2 separate regions of the Homo sapiens genome follow, and region 2 is linked to region 1. A link is a loop called in an ENCODE intact Hi-C map of the cell type or tissue named here. Cell type or tissue: left ventricle myocardium inferior. All regions are shown on one strand. Region 1 has its middle 3.3 kb from the start of SLCO1C1. Region 2 overlaps PDE3A (phosphodiesterase 3A).

Region 1 (5,000 bases):
CCCCAAGCCTGTAAATTCTACCCCATGTGGTTCAGCAGGCTTTGGGGGTGCTTTCTATCTCTAAAATTTTTGGTTCGACTTGTTCAGATGAAATAATTTCCAGTAAGGGATACTTTCACCAGAATACACAGTGGTTCCATTACCCTGGAGCCAAGGCTACTATTTGGATATTTTTTTATACTTTAAGTTTTAGGGTACATGTGCACAACGTGCAGGTTTGTTACATATGTATACATGTGCCATTTTGGTTTGCTGCACCCGTTAACTCGTCATTTAACATTAGGTATATTTTGTTGTCTCATGTTACTGAACCATCAGGGTAGAAAGTGATTGATCCCAGTTTACTAGGCTGAAGTGTGGTTTCTGATATCAAAACAGTGGCAAGAAAGATTGTGTTTGGAATGCAAAGAATTCTGCATGGAGCCCTTAATGCTTCCATGTTACATAGTGAGTGTGGTGGGACACTGGAGTCACCCAATAAAAACAGAACCACTAAGAAAATTGACCTTGCAAGAATTAACTTGCAGGTCATCCTATCAGTAAAAATGTTCCACCATGAGAAGTCCTAACAGAGGGCAATGAAAACGTGGAATGGATAGTGGAAAACAAAAGTTTTATGTCAACATTGGCTTCGTAGTCAAATATAGAAATAAATTTGGAATTTATCCACTAACACTTTTTAATCTATTTACATATGTGTATATCTGTCTCTGTATCATTTATTTAAAACTCAATATGAAAATTTTCAAATGTATTCAAACAAGAGAGAATAGTAGAGTGAACACCAGGTGCCTATCACCTAGCTCAAACAATTAATATACTGCCAATCTGTTCCATACATACCTCCCAATATTTAGTACATCTCCTCTATATGAAAATATATGAAATTCTATATGAATATATGAATTTCTATATGAAAATATAGAAATATAGAAATATATGAATTTCTATATGAAAATATAACATATCCTTCTATTAGTAAATGATTTGTAAAAAAAAAAAAGAAAAGAAGTGCTATATTTACCTCTAAAACAATTATACCACCATTATCATCCCTAAAAAAAACTAACACAAATTACTCAATACAACAAATATCCACAGTGTTCTCATTTCTGAGGTTATAAAACTTCTAAGAAGATTACAAAGAAGTCTTCTTGTTATAGTTTGTTTCTTTTTGAATAGGTGTACGAAGTCTGTACATTGTAATTGGTCAGTTCATTTCTTAAGTTAAAATATACAATTTCTCCCTCCTCTCCTTTTTTCCTTGTGGTTTTTGGTTGGAAAAAATATTGACTTATTTGTCCTAAATAGATTCTTTACTTTCAATTTTGCTGATTGTATCTTTTGTGGTGTCATTTAACTTGCTCTTCTCTTCCCTATATTTCTTATGGACTGGTACTTAAATCTAATCTGAGATTTGATAAGATTAGTTTTCTTTGGAAGTAAAAAGGAGGACTATTTCAAAGGTGGTGTTTCAAGCTTTTAACTTCCATCAGGATGTTGAAAATGGCTTGAGATTTTTGGTGATATTATTGGTCATTGATTACCTTTCGCTAAATTCATTAATTCATTAGAGGTTTGAAAATTATAATACTCTCACTTATAAGTGAGGCTAAACATTAGGTACACATGGACATAAAAATGGGAACAATAGACATGGCACATTACTTGAGGGGGAGATGGAGGAGAAAGGCAAGGGCTGAAAAACTACCTATTGGGTACCATGCTCACTATCTAGTTGATGGAATCATTTTACCCCAAAACTCAGTGTCTCACAATATACCCATGTAAAAAATCTGCACATATACTCTCTGAATCTAAAATTAAAAATTATAAAATTAAATATCTAATAGCTTAATTCTACTAGAAATTAATCTACTTATTTATAATATAGAATTATAAAAACTTTATAGCGAGGGTCTGAACTGATCATATTAACAGAAATTTTTCAAAATGGTTAGGAATCATCCTTATACAATAACTACTTTCTCAATTTCTCTACTGTGCCACAAAAACCAAGCTATGCAAATAAAATCCATTAGAGCTCTACCAATCTAAAAGCAATTGAAAATTAGTATATTTTCTACATTTTTTTCTTTAACCTTTGCATTTGACTCAAATGAGTTTAAGGATTTTGTATTTTTAATATTGTTTTTATTAAATCTGTTCTAGAAATAAATTTATCATCTCTGGAGAATAGTCTCTATTTTCAGACTATTTGTTGGACTAAACCAAGGTTGCACTGGTATTATTTCAGTAAAACTTCAAAACCTTACCAAAATCCTTTCAGGATACTTTAAGATTGAATTACATTTCAATAAATATTAATTACCCTAAGAAAGAAAAGAAAATTATAATATTCTTATTCTCTCATCCTTTTTTGTTTATTAGTTGGAATTCTATGAAGAGAAATTTGTCTTTACTCTGTAATAACTCTAAGGAAAGAATGGAATAGAAAAGCTAGGATAAACACACAATTTCTCCCTAAATACCACTAGTTTTAAATCTATTAATATTTAAGTTGTGTTTAGAATTACTCCAAAGTGACCATGTGATGTTTTAATAGTGTTTTTAACTCATAAATTTTGTGATTTTATATGTTTCAACCATTACTATTTTATATGTTTCAACCATTACAATTATTCTTACCAATGCTCAAACTTTCCTATATTTGATTAGCAGAAACCTGTTCAGGCTGGCTTCTGAATCCTATTGGCACAATGTAGTCTTCAAGGCATCCCAGCTCTTTTTTATGACAAGATATTCCAGGCCTATCTTATATCTTTACACCTGGTATTAGTCACATATCAAGGATCCATGGTGCTTTTATTTATGGTGCTAGTTGCACTTATTACTACTTAGTTGATCATTGTTTCTAGACCTTTTCAGTGGAGAGAGCTAATACACACACACGTAGATATCTATATCTATCTATATCTATATCTGTATCTACATATCTCCTGTATATATGTATACATTTTTCCAGACTGAAAAACTCAACTCAAATTTGGGTATACAAAATATTCCCTAACCTCATTGGATCTTATATTATAGATTATATTTAAAGCCATGACACCAGATAAGGTCATTAAGGAAGTAAATATAGACAGCAAAGAAGATATTCCACAGACTGAATTTTGGAATATTCTAGCAATGAAGACTAAGAGCAAATGACCACTGAAGTAGGAGGAAAACCAGGGGTGTGTGGTGAAACCAAGTGAATAAAATGTATCAAAGAGAAGGGCACATTAATGACATACAATTCTGCTAATACATCAATTAAAATGAGGTCTGGATATTGATCACTGGATTTATTAGTGTGAATGCCTTTAATGTTCTTGATGAAAATATTTGCATTGGAGTGGTAAAGGCAAAACCTGATTAGAGTTGGTGAAAAATGAACTGGAGGAGAGGAAATATATACAAGGAATGTGACTAAAGTTTGGGCTTAGAAACATGGACTGTAGGAGCAAGAAGGAAGACAGCTAATAGCAATGTACATTTGGGTAGAGAGTAGATGTCATGAGGACAGAGTATAATATTTCTCCTGATATTTCTGTTTAGTTAGTGAATTTCCTAGACAAGATCATCAGCTAATAATCAGGGTGCAGCCAGAAATGAAGATTTGAGAGAGGTAAAGTGATTGGGTCATTAAAAAGTATTACGTCTAGCAATGCCTCTATGACTCAGTGAGTTTAGTGGTTATAAATATAAAATAAGCCCTAAGGGCATGTTACTGAGTTGTTCTTCAATCACTTAAAACAGTGCGGATGCAAATACTAAGAAGAAAGAAAGTGGATTTATCTGAGGTGAGCTTTGCCTGGGAAGATCAATAAATTGAAAGAGAAACAGGAGAATTGAGGGTATACAGAAGGAAGTGATTAAAATAATTGCATGAAAAAATTCAAGTAAGGAGGAAAATGAAAATATGAGTGTACTGGCTTGAATTGTGTCTCCCAAAAAGATATGAGGAAGTCCTAACCCCCGGTACCTGTGAATGTCACCTTTCCTGAAAAGAGAGTCTTAGCAGACCTTATCAAGTTAAGATGAGGTCATGAGGGTGGTCCCCAGCCAAAGATGACTAGCGTTTTTTTAAGTACAGAGGACAGAGACATAAAGGGAGAAGATGGCCATGTGGTAACAGAAGCAGCTGTTGGAGTGATACACCTATAAAACAAGGAGTTCAGGCTGTCAGCAAACACCAGGAGGTGGAAGAGGTAAGGAGGATTCTTCCCTACAGGTCTCAGAGGGAGCATGGCTCTGCTGACACCTTGATTTTTGACTTCTGGCCTCCAAAAGTGTGAGACAATAAAGTTCTGTTTTAGGTCACTCAGCTTGTAGTACTTTGTTAGTGCAGTCTTAGGAAATGCATTCATTTATATGTTGTCTGTGGTTAATTTACCACCAGAATGGCAGAGGTGAGTGGTTGTGATAGAGATTGCATGGTCCTACAAAACCTAAAATATTTCTTATTTGTCCCTTTATAGAAGTTTGTTAACTCCCTCATCTAGAGTTTGGAAATGGGAATGAAAGGCTGAAGTAGGCTACAATCCAATGCAAGGTTGCACATAAGAAGCTCTGAATAAGTGTAAACATTATGTGCATTCAAAACAGTAACATTAACTGTGGACTCTGGAAATAAGAAAAGGAATCGTGTTGGAGAGTGAGACTGAGCCAGTTGGGAATAGACAAAATTACATTCTCAAGGGAGAATTTCATTTCTTGGTGAGGAAAATTATGCCCTTTGGGCTGGTAAATACTGTCTCCTCTTGAATAAAACAGTGGTCTGGCCACCTGTTAGACACTGAGAAGTCTAGACTAACACTCAATGTATTCGGATGTTTGCTCACTATTTCCGATGGAAAAGTCTGGTTTGATTGTTAAAGTAAAATATTTGGCCTTTCAGAGTGTGAAAACACCATTGCTTCATTGCAAGGTTTAATATAAACCCATTTTTCTTGCATTTTCTTTTCTTTCTTTTGTAGTAAAATGTGCTTGAA
Region 2 (5,000 bases), 49 kb before region 1:
TTTACTTTTCAGCTGTGTGAGACCCTAGGGTTTACTTAAGCTCTACATGCCTCATTTCTTAGTTCATAAAATGAGAATTATAGTACCTGATTCATATGATTGTTAGGATCAAATAAGATTATAATTTTAAAGAGGTTATTTTAGTGCCTAGCACACAGTAAGTCTGACATAAGTCCACTTTAATATGGCTATTTTTTGGAAATAAATAAATACTAAATTTATTGCCCATTTAATAACCCATCCCTTTTATTGGGTAAATTCAACTTTTGTTGTGGCATCTGAAGAGTTAAGTCACTATATATGTTTTCTCCACGTAAGATAAAGTTGGCTGGCGTTTAGAGGGACAGGAGGATGATGGTCTGATGAATAAAATAGAAAAGACATATGGAAGTGGTTATGGAAAAATGATAAGAAACACTTAAAAAATCAGGTAAATGGAAAGACCCAAGGAAAACACACAATCAAGTATTCAAGCTTTGAGTCTTGTGGGAATAAGTTTCCCATTTATAACAACAAGAAATCGGAACACAGAGGAGATGTTAAATTTTCATTATGTAGCATTTCAGGAATCATCGATTATAACACATAAGTAAAATGGTCCTATAGTGCTACGAAATATATGGTTTGGGAGACAGTGTCTATAGGTCGAAACAGGGAAATTGTGGAGATGTTCAAAAATCATGTAACACATGAAGGAAATAAATATATAGAAAGAAAAATAATCAAACATAATATATTGATCGGAACATGTCTTGGAAATATGTTATTTAAATCATATTTTAGCTTTTAAGCTTTTAAAAGTTTTAAAAGCTTTTATATTTGCTTATGCACCTCAGACTTCAGAGTCCCATAACTTTTTCGTAATTGTAAAGAGCTGAAATTACATTAAAAAATAATTAATACTAATAAAACACAAGTATTTCCAGGAAGGGGTATCACATCAACTTAGGGATTTATTATGAGCATATTTATTGTTTTCAAAATCCCATCCACCTGCTACATTGGAATGAATATACACAGCTGTTAGTGTATCATAGAAAAAGAGAATGAAAAACTGAATCTACAAGTGAGATTTTCTGAAGAATGTGGGACCAAAATACAGACAGAGTAAGGCAGTTGGAGTACGGGAAAGAGGAGCTCAACAGTACCAGGGCCCCTGGGAACATCTGGCTGACAAATCCATGGAAGTTGGAAGAGAAACATGAAAAAAGGGGTAGTTGGAAAGGATCTCAAGATAAGCCTTGCTTTCTTAATACAGTTTTCCCAGGGCCCACCCTGGTTGGATGCCAGTGATTGACCTAAGTGTTCACGATTTCTCGAAGGTCAAGGAGTTATATAAATAAACTTTTATAGAAAGGAAGACACTAAAAACACTAAGGAACAGCTAATCACTAGACTGAATTTCCAAATTCATGTTATATTTTCAAATGTATTTTAATGATGTAATTAGCCATAGCAAAGTTCCACTGAGTTCAAATTGATACTAAACTCCATAGACATAACTACCAACTTTTTCACAGGTGGTATATCATTAAATCATAGTTGAAAGATGGCAAATGTTTAAGTACAAAAATAAGTTTTCAGATTCTAAGATTTATTATTCACTTTTATATTTTCTTATTACATTTTTATATGTTACAAGTAATAGATATTTTTTACCCCTGAAATAGTGGGTTCTTTATTCCAGGTGAAAAGAACTTGTTGTAATAAACCTGCTTGTTCTATTAGAAGTCCCAGATAGTCTCCATAAAGGGAATTTATTTACATCTTCTCATAGGAAAGCTCTAGCTTCATTTGTGATCACTTTTATCTAATAATATTTCATATGTGCTGAGATTGTAAATTAATATGAATATTTATTAAAATCTTCACTTATCATTAGTTATAATCAGCACATACAAAAATTTGCTGTATACCTACTTGTTTTAATATTTATTTTGGACTATATTTCTAATGGTCCTATCTAAATAAATCCTTAGTTGAAAAGAAGCATAAGAGGAACCAAAGTTAAAATGGGGTTGGTTTAACTTTAATATGATAATGTGTGCAAATATTAGAAACTAAATTTCTTATTATAGTTCTAAGTGTACCTTTAACGGTTTTCAAGAAAAGAGGGTAAGTAGGAAAGCTTTTAAATTTGTAATTAGAATCCTTACAAAAATTGAAGAATCTAGATTTAAACAGAGAATTAAAGTAATTTCATGGTAGTAGCAATAGAAAGACAAGAAATATGGTCAACTCAATAATATAAATGTGATAAAAATGTATTTGTTCAATCAAACTTAGGATAAATTAATGTATGGTGAATACCCAATTGCATAAGGAGATAAATAATGTTTGGTGTCATTCATAGTCCCTTTCAGTTGGGCATTTTACTTAATAAAAAATCCATTCATATTCATTCATCGATCCAGTTATTTTTGAAGGTAGTTTTTATTTTCAAAGAGTTTCCTCTCTAAAGCATATTCTCCCTAACACCTCTCATTCTGATTTAAGTTTGAGAAGTGGGGAGAATGCCTCAGAAGTACCTGTGATCATGTAGCTATTTCATGGCAGCAATGAGAATAGTCCTGCTCAACCTATATTTAGTTCAGTTCAATTCAGCTGTACATGATGTGCCCACTGATTTTAAAGCTAGATATTGAAGTGACATGGTACATGCTAGAGGGGCAGAACTACCAGAGTATTAACTATATTCCAAAAGAAAAAAAAATATTTAAAGTGTTACCTCTATTCTTTATTACTTCTTCTTACCCTATGGTGCATAGGAGCATAGACAAAATTTTAAATACAAAATATATAAATTTGGATCTTAAAATCTGTGAATTTACATACAACTCCAACCCTCCATACCAGCTCACTTCAACTCTGTGCTTGAGGGAAAAGGAGAAAGTTGAGAAAACAAGTGTATCAAGACGGAAGAGGGAGATGGGCGGACTCTGGGAAAGAGGTAGGGTGTACCATGTGCTAGTGTATGCATGTGCGTCTATATGTTATTAAAGAGGGCGAGGGGGTTGCCACATGAGTGAAGGTGTCATCGAGAAGGCTAGGGGTTTGTCCAAAATGCAGAGATGAAGGAAGAAGTATGATGAGAATAAGGATAAAATAAGGATAGCTCTGATAGCATTTCTTATCCTTCTCAGTTGCCTACCCTGGCCAGAAGAAGAAGAGGAATCTTTGAGCATTTTTATGTATTACATAGAAACCTGTCAGTAACTTACATTGACCTTGCTAGCTTCTTTCCTGGGTGTCTTTGCTCCTGGGTTGGGTTACCAGAGAATTAATGACAAGAACAATGGAGATGCCAGCACTTGGCATAATACTGAGTACATGCTAAGTGAATATTTGATTAATAAACATGTCACTGACTGCTAACAGGACAGATGGTTTTCTATTCTTCAATCTAAGTGATTGATGACAGTATTATTCTCCTACACATACACACATATAACTAGATGTATATGTTTAGATAAGCAGCTGGATTTGGTTAGTGATTTTTTTTTTATTTAGTACTTTTAAACCTGTACTCGAAAGCAAAAGGAACATGTTTAAATATACATACTGTCTTTACCTCGTTTTTAAATCAAGATTGTACCAGCCTCATAAAATGAGTTTGGCAGCTTTTCTTCTTGTATTTTCGGCACTAGATTATTTACTTAGGATTAATTGCTTGTTGAAAGTTTGTTTTTTGTTTTTTTGTTTTTTTAAAATAAAACATTACCTATAAAGTTTTCTGGGCCTGGGCCTTGGGGTGGGGGACAGGGTGGATTAGAGCTCAAAAGGATTAGAGCTCAAAAGCTGCAAGTTCACCTGGAATAGATGTTATCAATTCCTTACCCCAAACAGGCTCTGCCAACACTGTGATACTGCCCCCCATCCACCTCCGTACTGCTATGCTCATGCACAGGTTTCTCTGACTTGCAACAATAATAGTAACTACTGGCATATAGTAATCTTCCCAGCTTGCAACAGGAGAAGATAATTTAAGAAGCTGGCTTCCAACATATCTCCCAAAAGTGGAACCCTACTCCCAGACTGCCATTTTCCTACCATAACAGGTCATTACTATCTTCTACCGATGGAGGCAGAAGATATTTTATTTTATTCTTACAAATCCAGCATTGATTCTGGGAGAAAGCTGGTGATCTATACTAGTTCTGTCTTGTTCTACAGCAGCAATTTATTTTACATGAATAATGTTTACACAAATTACAAATTCACCGTGTATCTGGCCCTTTAAAATATATTTCCTAATGTAATTGTCACAATTGTACCATGAATTTGGCAATATTATTCCCGTATTTTTAAGATAAATAAGACTTTTTACTCTGTCTTATTTTTAAGATAAGGAAGTGGATTTTAAGTAACTCACCCAAGTTAGCATGGATAATATTATAGCAGAGGTAAAAGCACACCTGTCCCAAATCCAGAAAATTCTAGTATGATCAATTTCATAAATAGCCCAAGTACAGACATAAAATATGATCGTAATTCTCTTGCCTGTGAATTATTTGTAAATGTAATGGGCTCATATCACTGGAGATGGGCTATACTCAGGGATATAGATGTCAATCTTAATGAAATTGCTCTTTCAAGTACCATATAATATTATTACTCATATTTACGATTGACACAGGTATACAAGTTTTGCTATTTTCTCCTCAGGAGGCTAGGATTTGAGCCTCCTCCTCCTCCTCCTTCCCCTCCTCCTCCTCCTCCTCCCCCTCCTCCCCCTCTTCCCCCTCTTCCTCTTCTTCCTTCTTTTTTTTTTTTTTTTGGATACAGTTTTACTCTTTCACCCAGGCTGGAGTGCAGTGGCGCAGTCTCAGCTCACTGCAACCTCCACCTCCTGGGTTCAAGCGATTCTCCTGCCTCAGCCTCCCGAGTAGCTGGGATTACAGGTGCCCACCACCACGCTCGGCTAATTTTTGTATTTTTGGTATAGACGGGATTTTACCATGTTGGCCAGGCTGAACTTGAGCTCCTGACTTCAAATGATC

Evidence for each region. Hi-C counts contacts between places; a loop is a spot of excess contacts. Peaks named below come from ENCODE experiments on the same cell type or tissue, not always from the same donor. Only the 100,000 strongest peaks of a DNase experiment are listed, where the experiment ranks them.
Region 2: a loop joins it to region 1, with 8 times the contacts of the local background. A loop is called at or near these places in 2 of 110 quality-filtered maps.

What each region holds. Positions count from the first base shown.
Region 1 is chr12:20,689,568-20,694,567 of GRCh38, forward strand. No RefSeq gene overlaps it. Among named protein-coding and RNA genes, the nearest start is that of SLCO1C1, 3.3 kb to the right of the region's middle. In left ventricle myocardium inferior, no CTCF peak of the experiment used is centred here; no DNase peak of the experiment used is centred here.
Region 2 is chr12:20,640,131-20,645,130 of GRCh38, forward strand. The region is part of intron 10 of PDE3A (phosphodiesterase 3A); the gene reads left to right. Among named protein-coding and RNA genes, the nearest start is that of SLCO1C1, 53 kb to the right of the region's middle. In left ventricle myocardium inferior, no CTCF peak of the experiment used is centred here; no DNase peak of the experiment used is centred here; H3K27ac peaks cover 3,015 bases.